Linked DNA regions of Mus musculus: region 2 is linked to region 1. Evidence: chromatin loops called from intact Hi-C (ENCODE). Cell type or tissue: left cerebral cortex. All regions are shown on one strand. Links, peaks and the distances in the headings refer to the core of each region. The heading gives the core; the rest is flanking DNA.

Evidence for each region. Hi-C counts contacts between places; a loop is a spot of excess contacts. Peaks named below come from ENCODE experiments on the same cell type or tissue, not always from the same donor. Only the 100,000 strongest peaks of a DNase experiment are listed, where the experiment ranks them.
Region 2: a loop joins it to region 1, with 2.3 times the contacts of the local background. A loop is called at or near these places in 25 of 42 quality-filtered maps.

Annotation. Positions count from the first base shown.
Region 1 is chr2:102,802,045-102,806,442 of GRCm38, reverse strand. No RefSeq gene overlaps it. Among named protein-coding and RNA genes, the nearest start is that of Gm13872, 57 kb to the right of the region's middle. In left cerebral cortex, for the core only: a CTCF peak has its summit at 2,198 (motif pointing left); a DNase peak (open chromatin) is centred at 2,175.
Region 2 is chr2:102,997,842-103,002,239 of GRCm38, reverse strand. No RefSeq gene overlaps it. Among named protein-coding and RNA genes, the nearest start is that of Gm34483, 59 kb to the right of the region's middle. In left cerebral cortex, for the core only: no CTCF peak of the experiment used is centred there; a DNase peak (open chromatin) is centred at 1,984.

The DNA.
Region 1 (4,398 bases), core at 245-4,244:
GTGAGGCAAGCTCATTGATTTTCACAGAAGAGCTTTTGTTTTCAAAGCAAGACCTAAGAGCAAGGAGTCACCAAAGCAAACATCTGGTATCCTTGATGAAATATCAGCCTATCCAAGATGTGGCTACACATTAACCAAAATTGGGCACCAAGCTGTGGCTTTTGATGTCATCCTCAGGAAGTGTCTTACCCCACCTTTACTCAGATTGAGCGCACTCCCCCTTCCTAGTACCGCCTTGACCGTGTCCACCTGTCACTAACATAGTTCAATCTTATCAGTTTCCCCATTGTCCTCTCTCTTCCACTTTGGCAAACTTATTGAGAACAGGCTTTGTGTTTGTACCTCCAAACGGGAACAAACATCCCAGCTCAATTATGGCCTCCAAAGTTACTATCTAGTACTGATCACTTATGAATGTCTGTGTTTATACATTCAACTAGTGATGAAGAAATCCTTATCCCATTTTTAATGGATGAGTCAGCTAGGAACACAGAGAAGTATATTGTAGTCTCCAAACCACCCAAGTAGAAAGTGGTAGAGTTATGCTGGAGTTCTGACTTCCCCTGTCTCATTGCCTATTGTCATAAGTTTGTTAACTTGAATTTGTTGATATTAAGAGATCATTTTCAAACCTTATAAGCCAGGCCAACACTCCAGAGCTCTCTGTGGGAGTCAAAGAGTCTTCCTGAAGCATAAGTGAAGATATGTACCATGTAGGCTATATTGACGAAGGAGTTTATTTAGAAACCTATAAACACCTCCTAGATGCTGTATTTATTGGAAGAAGGAGGATCAGGTCATGTGGAAGTGTGGGGAGTTGTGCCATGGTGGCCCACGCAAAGGGTCATAGAGTTAGGAAGTCTGATCCAGCACCCTGGCCTCGGGCCCCACTTCTTGCCTCTGCTGACATCTAGTCTTCAACACCAGTAGTTTGTTTGCTTGTTAGGGCTCCCCATCTCCCGCCCCTTCCATCCCACCCTCCTCAGGCTTCCAGACTGCTGACCTCATCACGTGGTGACTGCTGTTTTCCAGCAGCTTCATCCAAACCACTTCCTCCATCCTCACCCCCGGAGGAGAAATGGCAAAAACTCCAGGAAAAGCAGCTAACATCTAGTTTTAGCATGACCGTCTTTAAAGTCAGACCCTGGGTTCAAACCCAACTTTGCCATACTTTGTTTACTGATGTGTATCTTAAGTAATTTAGCAATGATGTGTCTTCATTTTCTCATCTGTAAGATGGGAATAGTCATTTCTATCAGAAAGATATCTGGGAAATTGAATGAGACAAAAAGACAAAATTTGATAGGAGCATATGGCTTTTCTGTTTCTCATTCCTCACACCAGAAGTGCTGACACCCTAGTCTTCTCACCCAGATACTCAAATAGCTATTAGAGAGGAAACAGGGACCTCTCTTGTTTTCTGGGGAGTGTGGAAGTAGGCAGGTATGTTACTGCTTTTTATTTTATTTTATTTTATTTTATTTTATTTTATTTTATTTTATTTTATTTTATTTCACAAAGGCCTTGCCAGAACTTGGTGTCCTCTAGATGTAGAGAGGAGAGAACGGCTACCCATTCCAGGGCCCAGCCTCCTCAGAATCTAGGCAGACAATTTGGAATTTATCTGCTTAGAAGTGGGGAGGCAGGTTTTGAGCAGTTGGAGACCTGAAGGAAATTCAGATTTCTGATGAAGTCAGTGGAGTTCTTGAGAGCTTTGCTTTTTTACTTTCTCCCTCCTATCACTTGAAGTCTCCTCAAGAAATAGAGAATATCCAGAAAAAGATGTCAGAAAGATAAAAGGAGAAGGGTGAAAAGAAGAAAGGGATCAAAACAGTTATCCAGGAGCACTCAGATAACGGTTGTTTATTAAGTCTCATCTGTGAACACAGTAGCCACATAAATCACAGTAGCTGTAAAGCAGTGGGTTTTAAAAAACAAATTTCTAGACTAGCTGCTCTTGGCTTCTCTTCTAACTGTTTGAAGCCAAGGTTTGGGAAACCACTGAAGCTCAGAAATACAAAGCCCGAGTTGCAAAGCCACTAGTGATGCTGGAGTCTCTCTCAGTGCTGGAGCTTCTCTGAATCAGAAAAAAAATCCCTGATACCTGGGTTCATGTACCTCCTAGAAACTGTCATTTCTTTGTGGCTTTAGGCCAACTTGTTGGCTATTTCTGGCCTGTTGATAATGTGCCCTCTAGTGGAAATCCCAGAAACCTCTCTTTGATCTTTGTGGAAGTTGAATGCTATTTGATTTCAATCCTGAATCCTCAAGGCAAATCTAGAAAGAAGAAGGAAGGTGAACGTGGGGATCCTTTCACTAAAGGCTTGTGTGGAGAAGCAGTGTTTCTGGGTAGTCTGGGCTCAAGCATTCAGATAGTGTTCCATCTTCTGGTTTAGTCAGCATCTTGTATTTGAAAAGGATTCACAGATCATGGGGGAAAGGAGACAGTAAGCTCCAGCATGACCATCATTTGCCCCCTATCTGCTAATTTCTAGACATTTTCTGGTCTATTTGGAGACATCCTTATCCGAGGAGTACAAAGAAGAGTAGTCAAGTGACTTTTCTGAGGAAGATACAAAGAAAGATTTTGACCTGTGACTGATGACCCTGGGCACTGGTTATCTTTCAGGCACTGTCTTAGACATAGTGCATACCAAACTTGAGTTTCTTTCAGTAGATACAGACAATAGAATGTGGTTTACAGAGTTATGAGGACAAAACACATTGATGTCTTAAAGGTCTCAGAATATTGTCTAGCAAGGAGCACTCTGTAAGCACACACATTAAAGTGAGAAAAGTAAAGCAAGACACTGAGCACCTGAGATAAAGCTCCATTTATCCTCATCCTACAGATAGGAAGAGCCAGGCACAGCAAGCATGGCCACTCCACTAGAAAGGGGCAGGGCTGAGCTCTGCATGAACAGCCTGGGACAGAAAACATTCTTTGAACTCCTACATCACTTTGTTTTTATTTGAACACATCAAATCCTCTTTGTGAGGGTTGGTGTGAGGGTGCAGTTGTGTAGGGGGTACATGTAGAGTCTAGAAGTTAGCCTTAGGTGTTGTTCTTCGGGACACCATCCATTTGGGGGTTTTGTTAATGTTGTTGGTTTGTATGTTGTTTCATTTTGTTTTGACGCACGGTGTCTTACTGGCTTGGAGCTCAGTGATTCAGCTAGGCTGGCTAGCTAACAAACCCCAGTGATCCACCATGCTCGACCTTTTATAGTTTTTACTGAGTTCTGGGGATGAGACTCAGGCCCTCGTGCTTGCACAGCAGCAAGCATCTTGACCAATTGAATTCTCTCCCCATCCCTTTAACTAACAAACCAGCCCTCTCAACAGAAGTATTTTCATTGTACTTCCCAAAGAAAGTTGGTGTCAACTCTAATAAACCATTAAACAAATTTCAAGGTGATCAAAATAGATAAAAATGACTCTAAAACAAGATTTGCTCATTAGACAAACAGGTGAATTATAAGTGGGTGGTCTGATTTCACTCCTGTTGCTGGGATAAAATACCTTGGTGAAAAAAAAAACAACTTAGGAAAGAAAGGGTTTACTTTGGTTTACAAATCTAGATTACAGTCCATTGTTGTAAGAAAAGTCAGGGAAGAAACTCAAACATCTAGAAAAAATGCATCTACAGTCAAGACAGAGATAAATTGATGCATATATTCTTGCTAATTTACTTGGGTTTGCTACTGTCATACAGTTTAGGATCCCCTGCCTAGGGAATGATGCCTCCCATAGTGAACTAGATCTTTTCACATCAATTGACTTAATTAAGTTAATCCTCCATATATAGTCCCAGAGGCTCACCCAATGTGGAGAATCCTTCATTGAGACTTTATTCCCAGTGATTCCAGGTTGTGTCAAGTTGATAGTTAAGGCTAGCATTCACAGTGTAGTACAGATAACATGTTAAGTTGTATTTGAGGATCTGATCAACACTCTGCTAGATTAGGCTCTATGTTTTCACTTACAATTATCCTTGTGGAAAGTTGAATTTGCTAGAACAAAATATAGAATCAGTCAATAAAGATATAAGATATAGCTTATTTTTATTTTAGTAGGCTCTTAAAAAGTTAACATTAAAGGTCAAAAAGTATTGGTTGACTTTATTTACAGAGTAAGATAAATAACTAATATCTACCTTCTGGAAAATTTTTTATGTCCATTTATGCACAAATGATCAATAACAAGAAACATTAGATAGAAGGAGAAGAGAAACCTAGCTCCCTGGCTCCTTCAAATTGTTTCAGGGATCTGAATAGTAATGCAGTGTCCGGATGCCTGTGGTGTACATCATAACTGAGATTTAAATAGGAGTAGATCCTTCAGACCATGTGACCAGAGGCTAGGATAATGTTACTGTGGCATCATTGGGGATTTAAG
Region 2 (4,398 bases), core at 130-4,129, 200 kb before region 1:
CATTACTGAGTTTGCCTTTTTCCTCATCTAAATAATAGAAGTCTGATGTGTATCATTTTAGTATGTAGGGGTTTTGTGCTTTTTTAAAAAAAATAATTCAACTTTAAAAAAAATAATAGAAGTCATAACAGTAATATCTACTTCACAGAATTATTGAGGACATTAAATGAGTCAATGCATATAAGGTGCTTAGGTGTTAAATAGTATCATCTATAAGCTCTTTGGGCATCCACGTGTTCTCAGATTGTCAAACCTGCAGATAGGTGTAGAGCCTGGAGATACAGCTAGAAGAGACATGATGGGTCAGTTGGCCAGTCTTTGTTTTTCAAAGACAAGAAGGTACATGGAACAGAGGTCTTTCCTTGAAGCCCTCTGGCTGGTAGAAACAGGGAAACTATCTCATATAGGTAACTTACCATCTGAGGACACTTCAGAGGTATGATTGTTGGGCCATGAAGGGACAATTTTTATAGACAAGCTTCTCTACTTCCTAAGTTACTCAGGTTTGCTTTATCAATGAGTATAAATCAAAAATCTCTAAGGCTGTAACACCTGTCATTCCTGGTGGCTCAGGTAGCAGCGCTTGAGAGGTTGAGACAAGAGAATCACTGAGAGTTCAAGGCCAGCCTGGGCTACACAATGAGTTCTAATCCAGCTTAAAATACATAGCGAATTCTAGGCCAGTCTGGGCTACAAAATGAGATCCTTCCTCAAAGCAAAGCAAAACAAAACAAAGCCTACAACCAGATATGCAAGCATTCAGGAGGCTGAAGCACAAAAATCATGAGTTCAAATCCAGCCTATTCAATAGAGGGAGACTGTCTCAAAAACAACAGCAACATTGTACTGCCAACGAATACAGTGAATACAATACATGACTGCTTCCGTTCATGATTACTGAAGTAAGTAAGAATTTCAAAGGGGCCGGGCGTGGCGGCTCACACCTTTAATCCCAGCACTTGGGAGACAGAGGCAGGCGGATGTCTGAGTTTGAGGCCAGCCTGGTCTACAAAGTGATTTCCAGGACAGCCAGGGCTATACAGAGAAACCCTGTCTCGAAAAACAAAACAAAACAAATAAACAAACAAAAAAAGAATTTCAAAGGGTAGAATGCCAGCATTGCCATGGTATATAGGTCATGGATTTTTACTTTGCTAAGGTGGCTATTGGATGTATAGTGACCCAGGGAAGCTTCCTAGAGGAGCAGATGTATTCACCGTCTGGGCTAAAACAATGAAAATAGAAAGATCTGAAAATGAGGATGCTGATCTGTTTGTAGGGAATTGTTTCATCCTCAGCATAAACTGGGCATGGTGGTGCATGCTTGTAATCCCAGCCCTGAGGAGGTGGAGGTGCACCTGGAAGGATCAGTGTTCAAGGTCATCCTTGACTACCTAGCAAGTTCAAGGCCAGCCTGCCTGAAGCAGATACTCTGCCATCAAAAAAGAAACAGACACTATTTTGGAGGCTTGGAGAGATGGTTTAGGAGTTCAGAGTACTTGCTGCACTTGCGGATAAGCCCAGTTTGCACCCAGTTCACAACAACATGTAGCACTAGCTCTAAGGAATCTTAACACAATCTTCTGCTCTCCTGACTTCTGAGAGGCACCCTCAGACTCGTATGTATACCCACACACACTAAAAATTTAAAAAATAAGATGGAATCTTGTAAAGAATTTAGAAAGAAAGAAAGAAGAAGAAAGGAAGATGGAGGGGGGAAGGAAGTGAGAGGGGAAGAAAGAAAAGAAAGGAAAGGAAAAGCCCCACAGTAGGTTGTATATTCAGCAGGTCAGTACCACAGTGATGCTGGTTTTCCCGGTCAGGCAGTAATTCCCAGCTGTGTCTCCAGATCATCTGCACAGAGTCCCCACCATCTGCCCCACTAGACAGAGTTAAGCCTCATGGCCTCTATTTGCTTCTTTCCCTTCTTCCCCTCTGTCCTCCCCTCCTTCTGAGCTGCCTGTGAGCTCCTCAAATTAACTCAATCTCTGTAAAAAGTTTGGTGGGGGTGTGAAGTGTTGCTGTATGAACCCTCAAGACAGGGAGGAAGGAATTCAAAACCACCCTTAGGGTAAAACCCATCCACAGGTTCAAGTTTAGGCAGAGGAGAGCTGGGCCTTTATCTGAATAGCTGCTGACCTTACTGGTGAGTTCGTTCCCAGGCTTGGGACAGCTCCCCAGCCCCAGAATGTATCTTGTTTTCTTTAAGGCGTTCCACCAAGTATCTCTTCTGGGCTGTCCAAGTGGCTCAGCGGATAATGGTGCTTGTGATCTCCGAACCCACATTGTGGAAGGAGAAAAGCAATGCCTGAAAAGTGGAAAAGTGTCTACATGCACACACACACACACACACACACACACACAGATACACAGATACACACACACAGATACACAGACACACACAGATACACACACACAGACACACACACAGATACACAGACACACACACACAGATACACAGACACACACAGATACACACACACAGACACACACACACACACACACGCACACAATTTCTTTTTAAAAGGAGTCTTTTCTTTCCCTTGACAATGTCTTCTGCTTCTTGGTTCTCAGGTATTAGAAGTTAGAAGATTTTAAAGATTTTTATCAACTAGTTACACTTTTTACATCACTGAGCCTAGAGGGGGCTGGGAAATAAATGGTGTTTTCTTCCAGTTCATCTGTCTGCCCCTTTCCTTCGAACTAGGATGTGGCTTTAAGCATTAATCACCTCAGAAAGCATACAGAGATGTAGGTGAGTTAAAGAATCTGGGGTTTTCCCTTGATGTTTTAGACAGAGGGGAAGCCACTGCTATAAAAAGTCGTGTAAAAAGCACCTCCATGAAGAATGTGGGGCGAGTCTAATGTCAAGACCATTTTAGTGTTAGGTAAGTCCACTGAGGGAATTCCCTCCCTTAAAAAAATAAAATGAAACAAATTACTAGAAACCACTGCTCTTGCTGTTTCTTCCAGCCGCTGGTCTCTGGGGTGTTATGAGGAAGGTGAAGTTGTAGGCGGATCCAGGAGACTGCTACCCCCGTGTCAGATGGTGGTGAGAATGCACTACTTGGTACTTGGTGCCTTTATAAAGAGGGACATCAAAAGGCTGTGACTGATATGGGCCAAGGCACTTGAATGCAAGGTGACAAAATAAAAACTGGGGAAGTACACTGCTATCTCAGGAATGAAAGGTGGTGTCTCAGATTTCTCAGAGTGGGAAGGACCCAGCTTTGAAATTATCTGCTATAGACATGAAGCAACCCAACTCTTCAGGTTATTCTAGGGTATGACCTGTGACTCCAGCCCAAGGGAGAGAGCTGGTGTAATCTCTTGATCGCCCCAATTCAAGGTACCTGTTTGATGAAAGAAATCACCCAGGCTTATGACCTGGGCTAGAACTAATTATTAAATTTCTGGTCCTGAAGTCCCTGTTGGCTTCTATGGTTTCTTGAGGTCCATTGAATGGAAATCTTGGCAACAGAAGCCTGAAACAAAGTCCAAGCTCCCCCTCAGACTGTCCTAAGGGTAGCTTTTGATCATGAGTTACATCGATTCTTCCCCAGAGTCAGCATTAACCATCTGGTTGGTGCAAGCAACACAGCGTTATCCACATAAGGGAAGCTAGCTTACCCTCGGCTGTCGCCTGGTTGAGATCTGTGGCTTCTTTTATTGTCTTTGCTGTTAAACATAGTTTCCCTTTATTTTCCTCTTGCCATGGAAACCATGATAAATAAAAGAGAAGCGTGATTTAAAAAGGTCTCTAGCTGCAGATGCATGTGGCTTGTGAGATCAGTCAGTAAACATGTGCCTGCTTTGGTGCCAGAGATGAGCTATAAATCCTGGGGATTAAAAGTGGGGGAAGGGAAAGAAAACTTGAAAGCATTGGTCAAGGAAAATAGGGGCTTCGTGTCAATGTGTTCAGGTTTCAGTTTCTAATATTTGGTGGTGTTTGTTCATAAGGGTTTGTGGTGTGTATGATGTGTAAGTTTTTTTTGTTTGTTTGTTTTGTTTTGTTTTTCTGGAAAACTGAGTTAAATCCAATGGAAGTTTGTGTTGTTGTTTGATCGGTTGGGTTTTTGGCTCTCCTTCATCTAACTTCTTTAGGGAGATTGTTTACAATTATGCTGGCATGGTGTCACACAGACTCATTCCAATGGAATCCAGCTAGGTGGTCCTAATGCTCTTGTCCCAGCTGTGGACATGTGTTTTGATTTAAACAGTGTTTGGCTGGACCATGGTCTGCTTCATCCTATGGAAGATGTAATTTTCAGCAGAAGACTTGGGCTAGCATCATGCCACCTACAAAGTTACTCCTTTTAAACAGAAGATTTCCCACTTAATCTCCAGATATAAATCTGAAGATCCCACAAGTAGTTTATCCAATGTGGTTCTCAACCC